Regions from separate parts of the Homo sapiens genome. Here region 2 is linked to region 1. A link is a loop called in an ENCODE intact Hi-C map of the cell type or tissue named here. Cell type or tissue: heart left ventricle. All regions are shown on one strand.

Region 1 (8,000 bases):
TGTGTGTGCACAGTCTTGCCTGGGACCATGTAGGTGTGTAGCGCTACCCCTCACCCTCTGACCTCCTCCGCGCACACCTCTCCAGAAGGTGGCTGGGCTCACCTGGCTGAGTTCATGATCTCTGGGTCCTTGGCGGGCTCCCTTCCTACATCCTCCGCCAACCCGAGAGCTCTTTCCTTCTGCAGTCCCCAACGGCTCCAATGAGGACCGCGGCGAGGTCTTGGAGCAGGAGAAGGGGGCTCTGAGTGATGATGAGATTGTCAGCCTCTCCATCGAATTCTACGAAGGTGCCAGGCAAGTCTGGCCCAGGCTGGCCCCTTCTGGGTTCCTAGTCTGGGTAACCCCTTCTCCCACCCAGGACCCTCTCTGGATGTGTCCATTGAGGGATCATCCTCCTGGGTCTCCTGGTTCTTCCTGGGTCTTCCTAGCTTCATTCTTTCTCCGTCCCCAGGGACCGGGACGAGAAGAAGGGCCCCCTGGAGAATGGGGATGGGGACAAAGAGAAAGTGAGTGCTGGGGCCTGCCCAGGACTGGAATGTGGGCTGGGAGGGAGTGGCCTGGGGTGGATCCCCTACCATGGGTGCCTGTGCCCCAGCAGACAGGGGTGCGCTTCCTGCGATGCCCAGCAGCCATGACCGTCATGCATCTTGCCAAGTTTCTCCGCAACAAGATGGATGTGCCCAGCAAGTACAAGGTGGGTCCCTGGGCCTTTCAAAAAATGAGTGTCTGTGTATGGGTGTGTCAGACAGTCTGTGCAGCCCAGCCATTGGTCAGAGCTGGCTAGGTGTCACCCAGGGCTTGCGCGGTTAACTGAGCCCATGCGTTAACAGAAGGGTGGTTGAAACCAAGATTGGGGGCAGTCTAGGGGTGTTGAAGTCAGTGTGCAGTGGTGCATGGGACCAAGACGGTGTGTATGTGTGCATGTTGCACACTCGGAACTGTGGCAGAGGTGAGTGCAAAAAACGCAGGGCCTCCTCAGGCTGGTTGGCTGTGGGAAGGCTAGTCTGAAATTCCAACGGAGCTCCAGGACATAGCTTTTCAAGCTTGAATGTATATGTGTCCCCTGGAGATCTTGTTAAAATGCAGATTCTGATTTATTTAGTAGATTCCATATTTCCTTTTTTTTTTTTTTTTTTGAGATGGAGTCTTGCTCTGTCACCAGGCTAGAGTGCAGTGGAGCGATCTCGGCTCACTGCAACCTCCGCCTACCGGATTCAAGCGATTCTCCTGCCTCAGCCTCCCGAGTAGCTGGGATTACAGGCGCCTGCCACCACACCTGGCTAATTTTTGTAGTTTTAGTAGAGACAGGGTTTCACCATGTTGGCCAGGCTGGTCTTAAACTCCTGACCTCGTGATCCACCCCACCTTGGCCTCCCAAAGTGCTGGGATTACAGGCATGAGCCACGGCACCCGGCCAGATTCCATATTTCTAACAAGCTCCTAGGTACTGAAGGTCCATGGATCACACTCTAGGACAGTGGATCCTAAACTGTTGCCTGTTAAATCTCATGAGTTAACTCACATCTTACCAGTTAAGTCAGAATTTCTGGGGGTAAGATGCAGGCATTGATTTTTTGTTTTTGCTTTTTTTGTTTCCCCTTTGTCACGCAGGCTGGAGTGCAGTGGCATCATCTTGGCTCACTGCAATCTCCACCTCCTGGTTTAAAGTGATTCTTGTGCCTCAGCCTCCCAAGTAGCTGGGACTACAGGTACATGCCACCACACGTGGCTAATTTTTGTACTTTCAGTATAGACAGGGTTTCACCATGTTGGCCAGGCTGGTCTCCAACTCCTGGCCTCAAGTGACCCACCCGCTTCAGCCTCCCAAAGCTCTGGGATTACAGGTGTGAGCCACCGCACCTAGCCAGGCATTGGTGGGTTTTTGGTTTTTTGTTTGTTTGTTTGTTTTTTGAGACAGAGTCTTGCTCTTGTTGCCCAGGCTGGAGTGCAATGGCAGGATCTTGGCTCACCGCAACCTCTGCTGACCCCCCGGGCTCAAGCGATTCTCCCACCTTAGCCTCCCGAGTAGCTGGGATACAGGCATGTGGCACCACACCCGGCTAATTCTGTTTTTTTAGTAGAGACGGGGTTTCTCCATGTTGGTTTGGCTGGTCTTGAATTCTCGGCCTCCCAAAGCTCTGGGATTATAGGCTTGAGCCACCGCACTTGGCCTAGGCATTGGTGTTTGTTTTTTGTTTTGTTTTGTTTTTTTTGAGACGGAGTCTCGCTCTGTCGCCCAGGCTGGAGTTCAGGGGCACTATCTCCGCTCACTGCAAGCTCCGCCTCCCGGGTTCACGCCATTCTCCTGCCTCAGCCTCCCGAGTAGCTGGGACTACAGACACCCGCCACCACGCCCAGCTAATTTTTTGTATTTTTAGTAGAGACGGGGTTTCACCACGTTAGCCAGGATGGTCTCGATCTCCTGACCTTGTGATCCGCCCGCCTTGGCCTCCCAAAGTGCTGGGATTACAGGCATGAGCCACCGCACCCGGCCACATTGGTGTTTTTTAAAGCTCCCTGGGTGATTCCATTTTGCAGCTGGGGGTGAGAGCCAGAGTTCCAGGAGATCCCCCTGAGCCTTTTCAGCTCCTCTGGGCGACCTGCCAGAGATAGGAGACCCAGACAGCTGTGTGCATGGTGGGACCAGAGGCTGCTAACAATAGGGGAAACTTCTCTGGAACCCTTCCTGCCTGGTGGTCAGGAGTTATGTTGGAACAACTCTGACAGGGAAGTCAAATCCACAGTGAAATCCCAGAGAAATAAGGGACCATCTGTAAATCCACCCTTCCCATTGCCCCGCCTCCCAGTCCCCCACATTCCCAGCCTGGAGCCCCGAGCTGGCCAGGGTCATGGTGTCCTCCGCTTCCCTCCCCCAGGTGGAGGTTCTGTACGAGGACGAGCCACTGAAGGAATACTACACCCTCATGGACATCGCCTACATCTACCCCTGGCGGCGGGTGAGCCAGCGAGTGGGGCGGGCAGGGAGCAGACTCCCACAGGGTCTGGCATAGGTCTGTGGCCACATGGGCCACCCTTCTGTAATCAGAGACAGTCTGTCCCTTATCCCATGAGCTGCATGTCCAGGGTGGCTTGCTACAGCAGGTCAGCCTCTGGGCCATCTCTTGCGGATGACTTTCCGCTCAGGAGACAAGGCTCCCTGGGCAGACGGTGTCCCCAGATTTGGGGGCAGAAATAGGTGCTGGCAGCTGCCGTGTGTTTGCCTCCCTCTCTCCCGTCTCCTCTCTGACGGAGTCTCTGCTCTTAGACCTTTTCCCTCTCTGGGTCTTCATGCACCCTGTATCCTTGTCTCTCTCCTCTCCAAGGCCCCATCCCATCCCTTTTTTCGAGTTTGGACACTGTGGGGTGGAGATGGTGGCCCTTTAGTTGGACTCTGTCTCCTGATACCTTCCCCTTCCCTGTGTCTCTCCTCCCCACTCTCCCCGCAGAACGGGCCTCTCCCCCTCAAGTACCGTGTCCAGCCAGCCTGCAAGCGGCTCACCCTAGCCACGGTGCCCACCCCCTCCGAGGGCACCAACACCAGCGGGGCGTCCGAGTGTGAGTCAGTCAGCGACAAGGCTCCCAGCCCTGCCACCCTGCCAGCCACCTCCTCCTCCCTGCCCAGCCCAGCCACCCCATCCCATGGCTCTCCCAGTTCCCATGGGCCTCCAGCCACCCACCCTACCTCCCCCACTCCCCCTTCGACAGCCAGTGGGGCCACCACAGCTGCCAACGGGGGTAGCTTGAACTGCCTGCAGACACCATCCTCCACCAGCAGGGGGCGCAAGATGACTGTCAACGGCGCTCCCGTGCCCCCCTTAACTTGAGGCCAGGGACCCTCTCCCTTCTTCCAGCCAAGCCTCTCCACTCCTTCCACTTTTTCTGGGCCCTTTTTTCCACCTCTTCTACTTTCCCCAGCTCTTCCCACCTTGGGGGTGGGGGGCGGGTTTTATAAATAAATATATATATATATGTACATAGGAAAAACCAAATATACATACTTATTTTCTATGGACCAACCAGATTAATTTAAATGCCACAGGAAACAAACTTTATGTGTGTGTGTATGTGTGGAAAATGGTGTTCATTTTTTTTGGGGGGGGTCTTGTGTAATTTGCTGTTTTTGGGGGTGCCTGGAGATGAACTGGATGGGCCACTGGAGTCTCAATAAAGCTCTGCACCATCCTCGCTGTTTCCCAAGGCAGGTGGTGTGTTGGGGGCCCCTTCAGACCCAAAGCTTTAGGCATGATTCCAACTGGCTGCATATAGGAGTCAGTTAGAATCGTTTCTTTCTCTCCCCGTTTCTCTCCCCATCTTGGCTGCTGTCCTGCCTCTGACCAGTGGCCGCCCCCCACGTTGTTGAATGTCCAGAAATTGCTAAGAACAGTGCCTTTTACAAATGCAGTTTATCCCTGGTTCTGAGGAGCAAGTGCAGGGTGGAGGTGGCACCTGCATCACCTCCTCCTCTTGCAGTGGAAACTTTGTGCAAAGAATAGATAGTTCTGCCTCTTTTTTTTTTTTTCCTGTGTGTGTGGCCTTTGCATCATTTATCTTGTGGAAAAGAAGATTCAGGCCCTGAGAGGTCTCAGCTCTTGGAGGAGGGCTAAGGCTTTAGCATTGTGAAGCGCTGCACCCCCACCAACCTTACCCTCACCGGGGAACCCTCACTAGCAGGACTGGTGGTGGAGTCTCACCTGGGGCCTAGAGTGGAAGTGGGGGTGGGTTAACCTCACACAAGCACAGATCCCAGACTTTGCCAGAGGCAAACAGCCTTCCAATTGCCCCTCCACCCCCAGCTGAGGCCCGGTCACCTGGTCAGGACAGAGCAACTGCATCTAAAAGCACAAGAAGACAGAAACCTGTAAGCTCTGACCCCACCCCCACCCCTTGAGAGGTCAGCGGACCACCTCCTTAGGGACAGACCCTGGCAGGTCGCTGCCCACCGAGATTTCCTCAAGTGTGCATAGATCTGAGAGGAGTCGGGAGTCGAGACTCGAGATTCCATCATAGCGTAGGTGTGTGGGGTTGGGAGCCCCCTGATGGGCTTGTCTGTGTTTGCACCTTGTCCTGTGTCTGAGGTCCTGTGACTGTACCCTCCTTTGCCCTGGGACATCTGTATCTCTTGGCTTTGTAATAAATGCTGCATACTTTCTGGAGCCTGTAGTTCTTTGGGGTGGAGGGAAGAAGGGAAGGGTGCCTCTCATCTCTGGGTTTAGCCTGGCTTGGGGACCCCATACAGAATGAATCTGAACTGCCCTCTCCTGTGGCTGGTCAGGTGCCCCCAGCCCACAGAGAGGTTAAAATCTGGAGCAGGAGGCAGCACGTGGGCCTCATAGCAGTGACTGCAGGACTACCAGTCTGGTTGGGCAGGCTTGTTTTTGCCATCTTCCCCATCAGCAAACATTGAACCAGGGCCCACTCCCGCCTGCCCCAGACTGGAGACTTTTAGGTTATAAGGAATAATTCTTCCTTCATGAGCCAGCAGTGGGTACCAGAGTCTCTTGGGCTCAGCACCTGTTTCCTTTCCCACAGAAGGGGGTGCCTGTCAGAGGCCTGGAGCCAAGGCCACCTGTGGCTGGACAGCAGCAGCCCCCTCAGAGTGGGGAGCCCACTTCTGCCTTCTGCACGCGCTCACTCCTGTGGGTGCCATCGCAGTACGGGGGCCTCTGAGTGGCCTTGCAGGTACAGAGTGCCACCATGCGGGTCTCTTGGGCCTTGAACTTGAGTGGAGATAGGCCAGTGCGTTGGAAGAAGTGGGAGCCGTCACAGAAGGGCTGGTGGGGGAAAGACAGGAGTCAAAGACCTGACCCCACCTGCTGGGGCAGGGCAGGGCAGGCTGCAGGAGCTCAGGGGGAGTGGAGCACAGTGGTTAGGGTACAGGCTCCAGAGCAAGACTGCCAAGGCTCACTGAGTGACCTCTCTTATCTGTAATGTGGGGGTGATAAGAGTAGAGTTGTATGAGGAAATAAAATATGATCGTGATGCACTTTGCCTATAGTAAGTGTCTGGTAAGTATTTACAGAGTCTTTATAGCATTAGTCTCTGGGACACCCAGAGGGCCAGGACACTAATAGAGTGTGAGTGTGTGTGTGTGTGTGTGTGTGTGTGTGTCTCTGAGTCTCCACTGGATCATGAAATTCATTTACTTCCCATGTTCCTGGGTTAAAACTTCTTTGGGCTGGAGAGTACACTGTGGTAGCAATTTTGTTTGGCTCCAGGGAATAACTGGGCACGTGACAGGGAGTGAAGGTTACAAGGAGGAGGGGATGCCCCATAGCAAACTGGCTGGCTGGCACAGAAGTGTACTCCCCATCCCAGAAGCCGCTCAAGCAGAGACTGGGTAATGGAAACAGGCCCAGAAAGGTGACATGCCTTGCTAGCTGAAGGCAGAGCTGGTGCCAAGGCCTTTTTTTTTGACAGGGTCTCACTCTGTTGCCCAGGCTGGAGTGCAGTGATGCAAACACGGCTCACTGTAGCCTCAACCTCCTGGGGTCAAGCGGTCCTCCTTCCTCAGCCTCCAGTATGGCTGGGAACACAGGCCTGCCTCCATGCTAGTCTTTGGTGGGGGTAGAGGCATTTGTAGAAGCGGGGTCTCAACTTTGTTGCCCAGACTGTTCTTGAACTCCTGGACTCAAAAGAGCCTCCTGCCTTGGCCTCGCAAAGTGCTGGGATTACAGGTGAGCCACCTCGCCTGGCTGAACCAAGGCCTCTTGACATTGGAGTTAGGGTGGGATGGAAAGGAGATGAGAGAAGCGTGCAAATAGAAACCAGCAACTTGTCTTAGAGGGCTTGAGGTGCATGGACCTAAGTGGGACTCAAGGACCCTGGGCTGCTGACACCATGCCACATAGCTTGAAGGAATACCAGTCAGAGCTCTGCTCAGGAAGGAAAGGGGCCAGGGAGGCAAACAATATGGGCAGGTTCCTGCTGGGACGAAAGGCTCCTGGGCAGAAGGGGAAGCAAGTGGGGCAGGCAGTGAAGCTGAGAAGACAGCAAACTGTGGCAAGCGGCCAGGAAGTCCCATAAACTGAGAAGGAAGAGTTTTCTGGAAGAAGAGTAGAGAGGGGCACAGGGGAAGGCTGGGAGGCTTTGGAGGCAGGAGAGCCTGAGCAGAATCTCTTCCCAATGTGTCTATGGCCATACCACCCTGAATGCGCCCAATCTCATCTGATCTCGGAAGCTAAGCAGGGTCAGGCCTGGTTAGTACTTGGATGGAAGACCGCCAGGAAATACCAGGTGCTGTAGGCTTTTGGGGTTCAAGGCCTGGGAATCTGTGGCCCAGGCGCTTCCTGGAAGGAGACAGGGAAGGGCCAGGTGAGCTTCGCCATGCAGTGCACCTCTGAGAAACAAACAGCTCCAGAAGAGCCCACTGGAAGCCTGGCCACACCAGGCTGGCTGCGTGACTGAGTTTCTGTCTCTCTGGCTTCATTGCAAGGGGTAGATGCAGTGAGCTTAAGGTTGCTGGTGGCACTGGCCTTTTGTTCCCAAGCCCCCTTGGTGTCCCTCAGGTATGTGTGGGAAGAATAAGATCATCCTGGGTGGGAACTCACTGGAGACACCAGGCTGTTCCTAGCCAGAGGTATCAGTAGGAAGGCAGACAGGGGTCTCACCTGCTTCTTGCTGCGGCCACACACACACCACCTGTAGGTTTTCCCTGCCACCAGCTCCACCTTGATGGGGGTCTTCAGGGCCACCACGGACCTGGCTGGGGTTCTAGGGAACCACTGGGCCTGTGGCCAGGGAAGATGAGGGGCTCAGGGTTAGCTCAAGCCCTGGAAGCACCGTCCGGCCTGCGACCCTTCCTAGTTTCCCACTGGCCTGTGTGTGTGGCAGGTTTCCTCTACAAGAGGCTGATCTGATGCCACCCAACAAGACCGTTCCCCAGGACACCATAGGACCGTGAGCTTTGGACAGGGAGATTTCAAAGCCATGCAGGCACTCAGGTTTCAGGGTCCAGCTGCCTTCCCTCAAACGCTGGCTCCCACCTGCGTGCTAGGGAAGGC
Region 2 (8,000 bases), 270 kb after region 1:
CCCCAGTGACTAATGAGACCCTTGGGCCTGAAAGGGTCCTCACAACCTGGAAGGGGGTCCTGCCTCTCTCCCTTCAGGGTCTTTGCATATTCTATTCCCTCTCCTTGAATATTCTTCCCCTGATAAACTCCTTCTCATCCTTCAAGTCTTAGCCCAAATGTTCTTTCTCCAAGATTCTCACCATAGCCCTTCTCTGAGCCCGTCTCCTCAAGCTCCCTGTCCCACGACACGCCCATCCCAATGGATTGTCCCTGCATGTCCAACACCCTCTGCTGGGCCATCCAGTCCAGGAGAGCATGGAGCCATGCACAGGGCCTGACACAAATATCTGTTGAGTCGATGGAGGGATGGAGGGTGGATGGAAAGGACAAAGAGGGAAAGATACAAAGGGAAGATGGAAGGAAGAATGGGAGAATGGAAGGAAGAGTCAAAGGAAAGAAAGATGGATGAATGGGTGGAAGAAAGGATGGAACAAATGAATGAACAAAAGAAGGAGGGAGAGAGGAAGGAAAGAAGGAAGAATAGATGGATGGATAGATGGATGAATGGATGGAACAAATGAATGAACAAAGGAGGGAGAGAGGAAGGAAAGAAGGAAGGAAGAACAGATGATGGATGGATGGATGGATGGGGAGAGGGAAAAAAGAAAGAGTGCGTGGAAAGATGCTGAAAGGATAAATGAATGAGAGGTAGGATGGAAGAAAGGATGACAGAGAACAGAAAGAAAGATGGAAGAACAGATGGATGGATGGATGAACAGATGAATGAATTGACAGAGAAACAAGATGATCCCACCAGCACCCAGCCGAATTCTGCCCATGGCAGACAGGCAGATGGGGTACAGCAGGACACAGACAGCCGACAGCTAAGTCCCCCAGGACAGCCACATGTACCATCACTCACCAATAAAGGGGATGGAAGCCAGAGAGTCTTCGGTGGTGGCCAAAGGGGCCACCTTCCTGCCCAGGCGTTCCCCTCGCCCACTGGCCTCTGGCTCTGGGGACTCGTCACCAAATCCAAGGTTCATCTGTCTTGCGGGGGTCAGCTGAACCTTGCGGCCCGTCGGGGGCTTCTGCCTCAGGACCACCTCATCGCCGCGATCCTCCGCAGGAGGCTCCAGGGCCCGGGTGCTGGGTTCCGGCCGTACAACCCTGGGTGGCTCGGAGGCCTCTGGTGGGAATGACGCAGGGGACTGGGCCAGGTTGAAGGTAGGCAGCCCCCCAAAGGGTGAGTCCCGGAAGGAGAGCGCATGGAGGAGGCCGGTCCGGCGCTGGAATGATGGGCTGTAGCTCCGGTAGCCGATGTACCCGAGGTCATCCAGGCCCTGCAGGCCAGACGGGGGTGGGGCCTGGGGCCCTGGCAGGTCCCGAGTTGGGCAGGCGGGGGTGCGGGCAGACGAACGCTGGGAAGCCCAGCCACACCGCTCAAAGCGGGGTGACACCAGTGCCCCTGGCCCCAGTGCCTCGGCAGAACGGGTGGCCCGGCTCAAGTAGTCATCTGAGCGAGCTCGGTGCCAGCCCTCCTGGCCCAGCTGGCTCAAAGCATCCTGGGAGGTGGAGCAGGGCCACGGGCGGGGGGCAGCCACCTCCTCCAACCGGTCCTGGGAGGCGCTGCGGGCCCGGGGGGCCATGGCTGGGCACCGTCTCTCCCCCGCCCGGCGGGGTACCTGGTTTGACAGCCAGTGTGACAAGGCCTGCTGGCACTCCAGTCTGCTGGGGGGCACCCGGCTGCCAGGCTCTGGGAAGGCACGGGGCGTCCGGGGCTCCGAGGAGAGGTGGGGGAAGGCACCAGGGCTGGGGCGGGGCTGGCTCATCCCCAAGGAAGAGTTGTCCAGGTGGGCACGGGCAGCAGGTGGCACACGGAGCCCCGGGTCACTCCAGGCAGCAGGACTCCGGGGGTCACTGGGCAGTGCTGAGGTGGGCTCAGGCACCATAGTGGCCCTGGTGGAGGCCCGGGCAGGAGGGGCGTAGGTCTTGCGGGGGTAGCAGATCGGGGGTGGCTCTGGGATGCTGCGGGCCTCTCCAGAATACGGCTCGTTCCCTTTCAGGTAGGCATCCTGGGAGTAGGCCTGGCCAGAGACACAGAGACAGGTAAGCAGGGCCAGACAAGTCCCACAGGGTAGGGGAACGGCAGCCCGAGGAGGTCAAGGAGCCCAGGAGGGAAATGAAGGGAGAGGACCAAGCGGTGGGGGGAACGAGGGAGAGGCATAAGTGGGTGGGGGTGGAAGGGCAGGTCCAGGGAGAGAACAAAGAAGAAGCAAGAAGCCTTTGAGACGCAGGCAAACTCCAGCAAAAGTGGGATTTCGCTAAGACTGTGACAAGGACTGCCCTAGCCACAAACATTCCAGCATCTGTTTCCTGGGGTCCTCCCCCAGTCCTGGCCTCCACCGCCTGCCTGCCCCCTTATGTCCACCAATGCCCAAAGCTCCTCGGGTGGAGCCGGAAAACCCCACCGAGACCAGTCAAGGTGGCAGATGAGAGAAGAAAGCCGGCTAGGGGTGTGTCTGGGTGGGGCAGAGGCTGGCAGAGCCCAGCTGTCCCTCCATCCCCGGGAATGGGGAGCTGGCTCCTGAGCCACAGGGGTGAGAAGGAGTTTGCCCACCTCCTGCCAGGCTTGAAGGAGGGGACTTGAGCCACCTTCTGCCACCCCTGGGCCTGGAATTTGGCACTGGGAGCTGAGGCTGACGCTGCATTGCTAAGGAGTGACAGGGCCAGCGCCCAGGCCCAGCCAAAAAAGGAGTCAGCTCCCAGGGACAGCGGCCTTGTGGCCTGGGCCCAGCCTGGCCCCTGCTGAGCTGCCCAGGAGCCTAACTCAAGGCAAAGAACCAAAGGGTGGGAGGGTGAAACCAAACACACACACACACCACACTACAAGGAGACACTGGAAGATACACACCCAGAGACACACACACACACAGTAGAACACAATGAAACACACACAAATAACTACACCTCCAGTCCCAGGCACAAACATCATGTGATGAGGACAAGCTAAACCACACCCCCGCACACTCAGCCCCCTCCAGCTGGCACAGGGCCGGCACACACATACCTCTCCCTCCTGCCATCCCGCCGTCTCCCCAGGCTCCCGGCATCATCACGGCGGCGGCAGCATCCCAGCCCGCCTCCGCCCACCCCCAGCTCCGGCTAACCCCGCCACTGACCACTGTGTTGCCCTGGCCAGGGCCTCCGGTCCCCCTCCGTCTGCCCTCCCTGCGGCTCCCCCTCACCCCCACCCGACTCTCTCTCGGCTGGCTGGCGGGAGGAGGAGGGAGGAGAGGATGGGTGTGGAGGGGCCTCGCCGCGTCGGTGGTGGCGTCAGCAGCTGCCGAGGCCCGATTGGCCTCCAGCCTTGGCTTCCAACCACAGGAATGCCTGGGCCCCACCCTCCGGCTGGCAGAGATGCGGGGGCCAGTGGAGGCCCCCAGATGCTGTCATCTGGCGCTGCCAGCCCACCCCAGCCTGGGCAGCAGAACTTGAGGCTACTGCCCTTCCCACTCCTTGCCCCTGCCAACTGGAGAGAGTGGGGGACACCCTAGGGTCCCACCCTGTCACTGCCCCATAGCTGGCCTCGCCTCAGCCTGGGGGAGCTGTACAGGCAGGGCCTTGAGACTTGGGGTAAGCAGTCCACCTCAGATCCCCCCCTCCTTCCTCCCTCTCCCCAGGAAGAGCAAGGGGACAATCGAGGTCAGGGGTGGAGGTTTCCAGAAGGGCATCATGCCAGGCATGGCACTGTGATTACAGTGATTAGGAGAGTGCGTCCAAGGCAGAAGCCAGCACAGCGGCTCCCAGGGCCTCCCCAGGGACAGTGACCTCAGGGGCAAGTAAGCCGCCATCTGGCTGGGACCCATGAGACCAGGGAGGTGGGCACTGGGCAAAGCGGACCGCCGGGGCTCCAGGCACAAAGAGGCAGTGTGTGAGTGTGAGTGTGTGTGTGTGTGTGTGGAAGGGTATGCTTGGGAGTGCAGGGCCTGCTTCGTGCAGTGTCTGGGCCACGCTCTCTGTGTGGCAGGCTGGATGCTGTCTTCTAGGTATGCTGAGGTGTCGAATGTATAAATTTGGAGTCCTGTGACACGGGTGGGCGCACGTGCTGAGATGGGCAGGAGGATGCCGCGGTGTTTGCGAGCATACATGTTGTGATAGTGCGGCGTGGGTGTGTAGTTGTGGAGGTCCGAGTGTGCAAGGTACTATGCTGTTTGTACTGCAGGGAGCCAAGGGGCTGGTGAGTGTGTCGTGTTTTAATGTTTGTGGGTGTGTGTTGTGGTGCACTTCGCTGTATGAGGGTGAACTGTGGCAGTGGGTGCTTGTGTGGTTGTCTGTATTGCGGCACGTGCCTGGTGCTGCATGTGTGTTGTGGTGTGCTTCGTGCTATACAGAGGGTGGGACTGTGGGGCTGTGCTGTGTGGCTGTGTACTGCTCGGGTACTGTGTGGTGCACATGACGGTGGGTGGGGTGCAGTGTGCTGAGCAGTGTTCGATGTGTGCTCGGTGCCTGTGTGGACACACCCACCAGAGACACCCTCACTCAGGGCCAGACAGGGAGGGGGTGCAGGGAAGAGGCATCTCTCCTAGGAGCTGACAAGAACGTGCCAGGCTGGCAGAGCCTGCTGGGCCACCCTCCTTCCAGATACCCTGGCAGGAATCCTGCCTGCCAAGGCCAGGTCTCCCGCTCCCCCAGCACAGAGCAGCTCCGAATGAAGCAACAACCAGCCCCAGCCCAGGGAGGGGCCTGGCATCCCCAACTGGGCAATGTCGGCCTGTGCCCTCCAAACACTTCCTTCTCTGCCTCCCAGGGGAGCCGGTGCTGCCCCAGGGCTCAGGGGTCTCCTCTCAGGCCACAGGGGCTGGACTCACCAGCTGGAGGATGTCCTCGTCCTTGGGCATGATAGACAGCTCCAGAGTGTCATCACTACAGAGACAGGCAGAACGTCAGGCTGGGTCAAGGAACAGGGTCCAGGAGGAAGGGATCCTGGTCTCCAGGGCATCCCCAGGGCAAAGGGGAGGGGAGATAATATGGGACGAGGGGTCAGGGACACTCACCTATTCTGGATCAGAGCTATGACCTGAGAGTAGGTCTTCCCAATGACGCTTTCCCCATTCACCTTTACCAGCCGGTCTCCTGGGGACAAGGAGCGCATGAGTGGTGACCAAAGGGCATCAAAGGCCCCATCTGAGAACCCCTGTACCAGGCATGGCTAACACTGTGGGGACAGGAGCCTCCCCAACACCTGGATCTGAGAATAAAATCCTAGCCAGAAGGTAGAAAGTAGAGCCCAGGTAACTGGGCCAGCTCACCTGTGCGAAGCCCCGCCCTATGGGCAGGGCCGTCTTCCTTCACATTCTTGACAAAGATGGTGTCCATGGGCTCCAGGCGGTACCGGGGGGAGGGTCCTAGTGGGCATCAGCCAGGTTAGCTGGGGGTGGCTGGGGAAGGTCACACCCATGCACAGCTACACACACAGGGGACACACACTCAGAGAATGATTGCACTCGTCCGGTCACAAACATGCACAGGCTCAAACATCCACGAGGACACTGGACAGGTCCATGGAGGCACAGAACCCAACAGGAGGACACAGACCTGGGAGAAAGAAAACCTATGGGGACATACAAAGAGTCACTCCGTAAACACCTCCTGTGTCCTCTTCATGTGCTAAAAACTACACTAAAAAGGATGAACAGGCCAGGCATGGTAGCTCACGCCTGTAATCCCAGTACTTTGGGAGGCCAAGGCGGGTGGATCACTTGAGGTCAGGAGTTCGAGACCAGCCTGGCCAATATGGTGAATCTCTGTCTCTACTAAAAATACAAAAATTAGCTGTGTGTGGTGGCACGCATGCCTGTAATCCCAGCTACTCAGGAGGCTGAGGCAGGAGAAACACTTGAACCTGGGAGGCAGAGGTTGTGGTAAGCCGGGATTGTGCCACTGCACTCCAGCCTGGGTGACAAAGTAAGACACTGTCTCAAAAAAAAAAAAAAAAAAAAAAAAGGCCGGGTGCGGTGGTTCACGCCTGTAATCCCAGCACTTTGGGAGGCCGAGACAGATCATGAGGTCAGGAGTTCAAGACCAGCCTGGCCAACATGGTGAAACCCTGTCTCTACTAAAAAATAAAAAAATTAGCCGGGCGCGGTGGCGGGCACCTGTAATCCCAGCTACTCAGGAGGCTGAGGCAGAAGAATTGCTTGAACCCGGGAGGTGGAGGTTGCAGTGAGCCCGGATAGCACCACTGCACTCCAGCCTGGGTGACAGAGCAAGACTCCATCTCAAAAGAAAAAAAAAGGATGAACAAGCACAGCCCTTGTCCTTCCAGAGCTCCCTGTCCAGTGGGGGAGGCAGATTCTCACACACACATGTGCAGCACACACAAGTCACGAGACAGAGGAAAGGGCGCCATACAAGAGGCCATAACAGTTCTGAAGACATGTGGCAGAGTCAGACGCCCTCCTCACAGGGATGCCCACTCCCGCAGACCCAGCAAGACACCTAATACTCACATCCCCCACCTCCTCCCTTCCCCAGGCTCAAGGGACTCCAAGCAGAGGTCCGAGGCCCCTAGGGTGGGCACAAATCGCATTGCACCCCAACAAAGTTTCTCTGCTCCTAAGTGCTGCTAACTCTAAGCTAACAGAGAAATGGGCCGCTCTAGGTCAGCGGGCTCCTCCCTCATCACGGCCTCTGGATGGGGATGCAGGAGTGTCCTATGGCTGCCCAGCGAAAGCCCCAGTGGCAGAGCAGGAAGGCTGCCAGAGAAGGCACTCTGCCTTGAATAACCTGGGGGCCTGGGTGTCCACCAGGGGCCTCTGGGGAGCAAGAGCCACAGCAAGGGGAGTCAGGCTCACATCATATGAGAGAAAGACCTTGGGGGATCCCTGACTTCCACCAGGACTCCACTGTCTCCGCCTCCAAGGACAGCCTTTGCTCAGCGCTCCCACCACCAGCCCCCAGGCCCTGCAGCCCTGCCCTGCCTTGTTCTAGGCTGGGAGCAGCTTGAGGGCAGGGGCCAGGTGGCAGACACCCATCTGCGCCCCAGAGTGCCGCCCACAGTGTGCCGAGCTCAGCAAACTTCTGTGGAGGAAATGCCCAAGGGAGACAAATGTGCGAAAAGAAAGGGGGAGGACAGAGAGAGTGAGGAGGAGGTGCCCAGAGGGGGCCAGACCAGGGGCACAGACAGGAGCAAAGGCAGGAACAGGAGTCAAGGGAGGGGGGCACAGAAAAGGACAGGCAGTCTTAGGGGAGGACAGGGAGAGACAGGAGCTGGAAGAGGAGTCCCGTGCAGGTCCAGCGCCCGCCAGTCCTCCCTTACCTCCTCCACGGCCTCCATTCTCTTCCTCCTGCAGGGAACAGAGGAGTGGGTGTGGGCGTCAGTCCAGCCCTCAGCAGCCAGGGGTGGCCCAGCTCCAGTGGGCAGGGCCCCTTCAGGTTCCCGCCACCCCTTATCTCCTCCCAAGTAGCCCAGCAGGGGAGGGTGCGGGAGGGGTGTCCGAGGGGCACCAAGTCCGAGGCCAAGTTCCCCAGTGACATGTGCTCCCATCGCCTCAACACCCTAACCATCAGGGAACCCGCAATCCAACAAGTGACCCAAGACCCCTTCCCTGGGGGAGCTCCCAGCCCAACGAGGGAGGCATCACACAGGCTCACACACACAGAAGACGCGGGCAGTCACAGATAGGCACGTGACAAGCGCAAACTACAGCTATCAGCTCCAGGGAATACCAAGGGGAGGACTGATTAGAGTCCTCCTGGGGAGGGGACTCAAAAGACATCTGAGGGTGGCGGGTAGAAGGCACTGTGGACAAGGGAGGCGGGGTGTGCAGACGCTGGCTGGCAGGGATAAGCGCTCACAGCACACCAGGGGCTGAATCGCTGAGTTAAAGGAGAAAGTCAACAACAGCAAGTGACAATACTCAGGCTAAAGCACTCAGGCTTACAGGACAGAAAGAGGGAGCCAATGGAAGTTCTTCTGTGAGAGAGAGTGGAGGTGAAAATGAGAGTTAGGGGAGA

The links. A loop is a pair of places that touch in the nucleus more often than their neighbours do. Peaks named below come from ENCODE experiments on the same cell type or tissue, not always from the same donor. Only the 100,000 strongest peaks of a DNase experiment are listed, where the experiment ranks them.
Region 2: a loop joins it to region 1, with 2.2 times the contacts of the local background. A loop is called at or near these places in 2 of 110 quality-filtered maps.

The regions. Positions count from the first base shown.
Region 1 is chr17:38,731,047-38,739,046 of GRCh38, reverse strand. It overlaps CISD3 (CDGSH iron sulfur domain 3), which reads right to left. Exons shown (of 4, transcript NM_001136498.2): 3 at 7,608-7,727; 4 at 3,442-5,771. The coding sequence ends at 5,592. PCGF2 (polycomb group ring finger 2) reads left to right here. Exons shown (of 11, transcript NM_007144.3): 7 at 186-294; 8 at 452-506; 9 at 599-694; 10 at 2,877-2,957; 11 at 3,447-5,149. The coding sequence ends at 3,824. It also overlaps the pseudogene RNA5SP440. Among named protein-coding and RNA genes, the nearest start is that of CISD3, 4.7 kb to the right of the region's middle. RefSeq lists enhancers at 3,597-4,124, 7,373-7,910. In heart left ventricle, CTCF peaks have their summits at 3,779 (motif pointing right) and 5,036 (motif pointing left); a DNase peak (open chromatin) is centred at 3,766; H3K4me3 peaks cover 1,005 bases; H3K27ac peaks cover 1,796 bases.
Region 2 is chr17:38,460,235-38,468,234 of GRCh38, reverse strand. It overlaps ARHGAP23 (Rho GTPase activating protein 23), which reads right to left. Exons shown (of 24, transcript NM_001199417.2): 3 at 7,303-7,330; 4 at 5,294-5,389; 5 at 5,039-5,117; 6 at 4,853-4,907; 7 at 904-2,068. Among named protein-coding and RNA genes, the nearest start is that of ARHGAP23, 36 kb to the right of the region's middle. RefSeq lists enhancers at 2,612-3,403, 7,261-7,889 and a silencer at 4,413-4,707. In heart left ventricle, no CTCF peak of the experiment used is centred here; DNase peaks (open chromatin) are centred at 2,674, 3,314, 3,744, 4,624 and 1 weaker place; H3K4me3 peaks cover 2,365 bases; H3K27ac peaks cover 4,478 bases.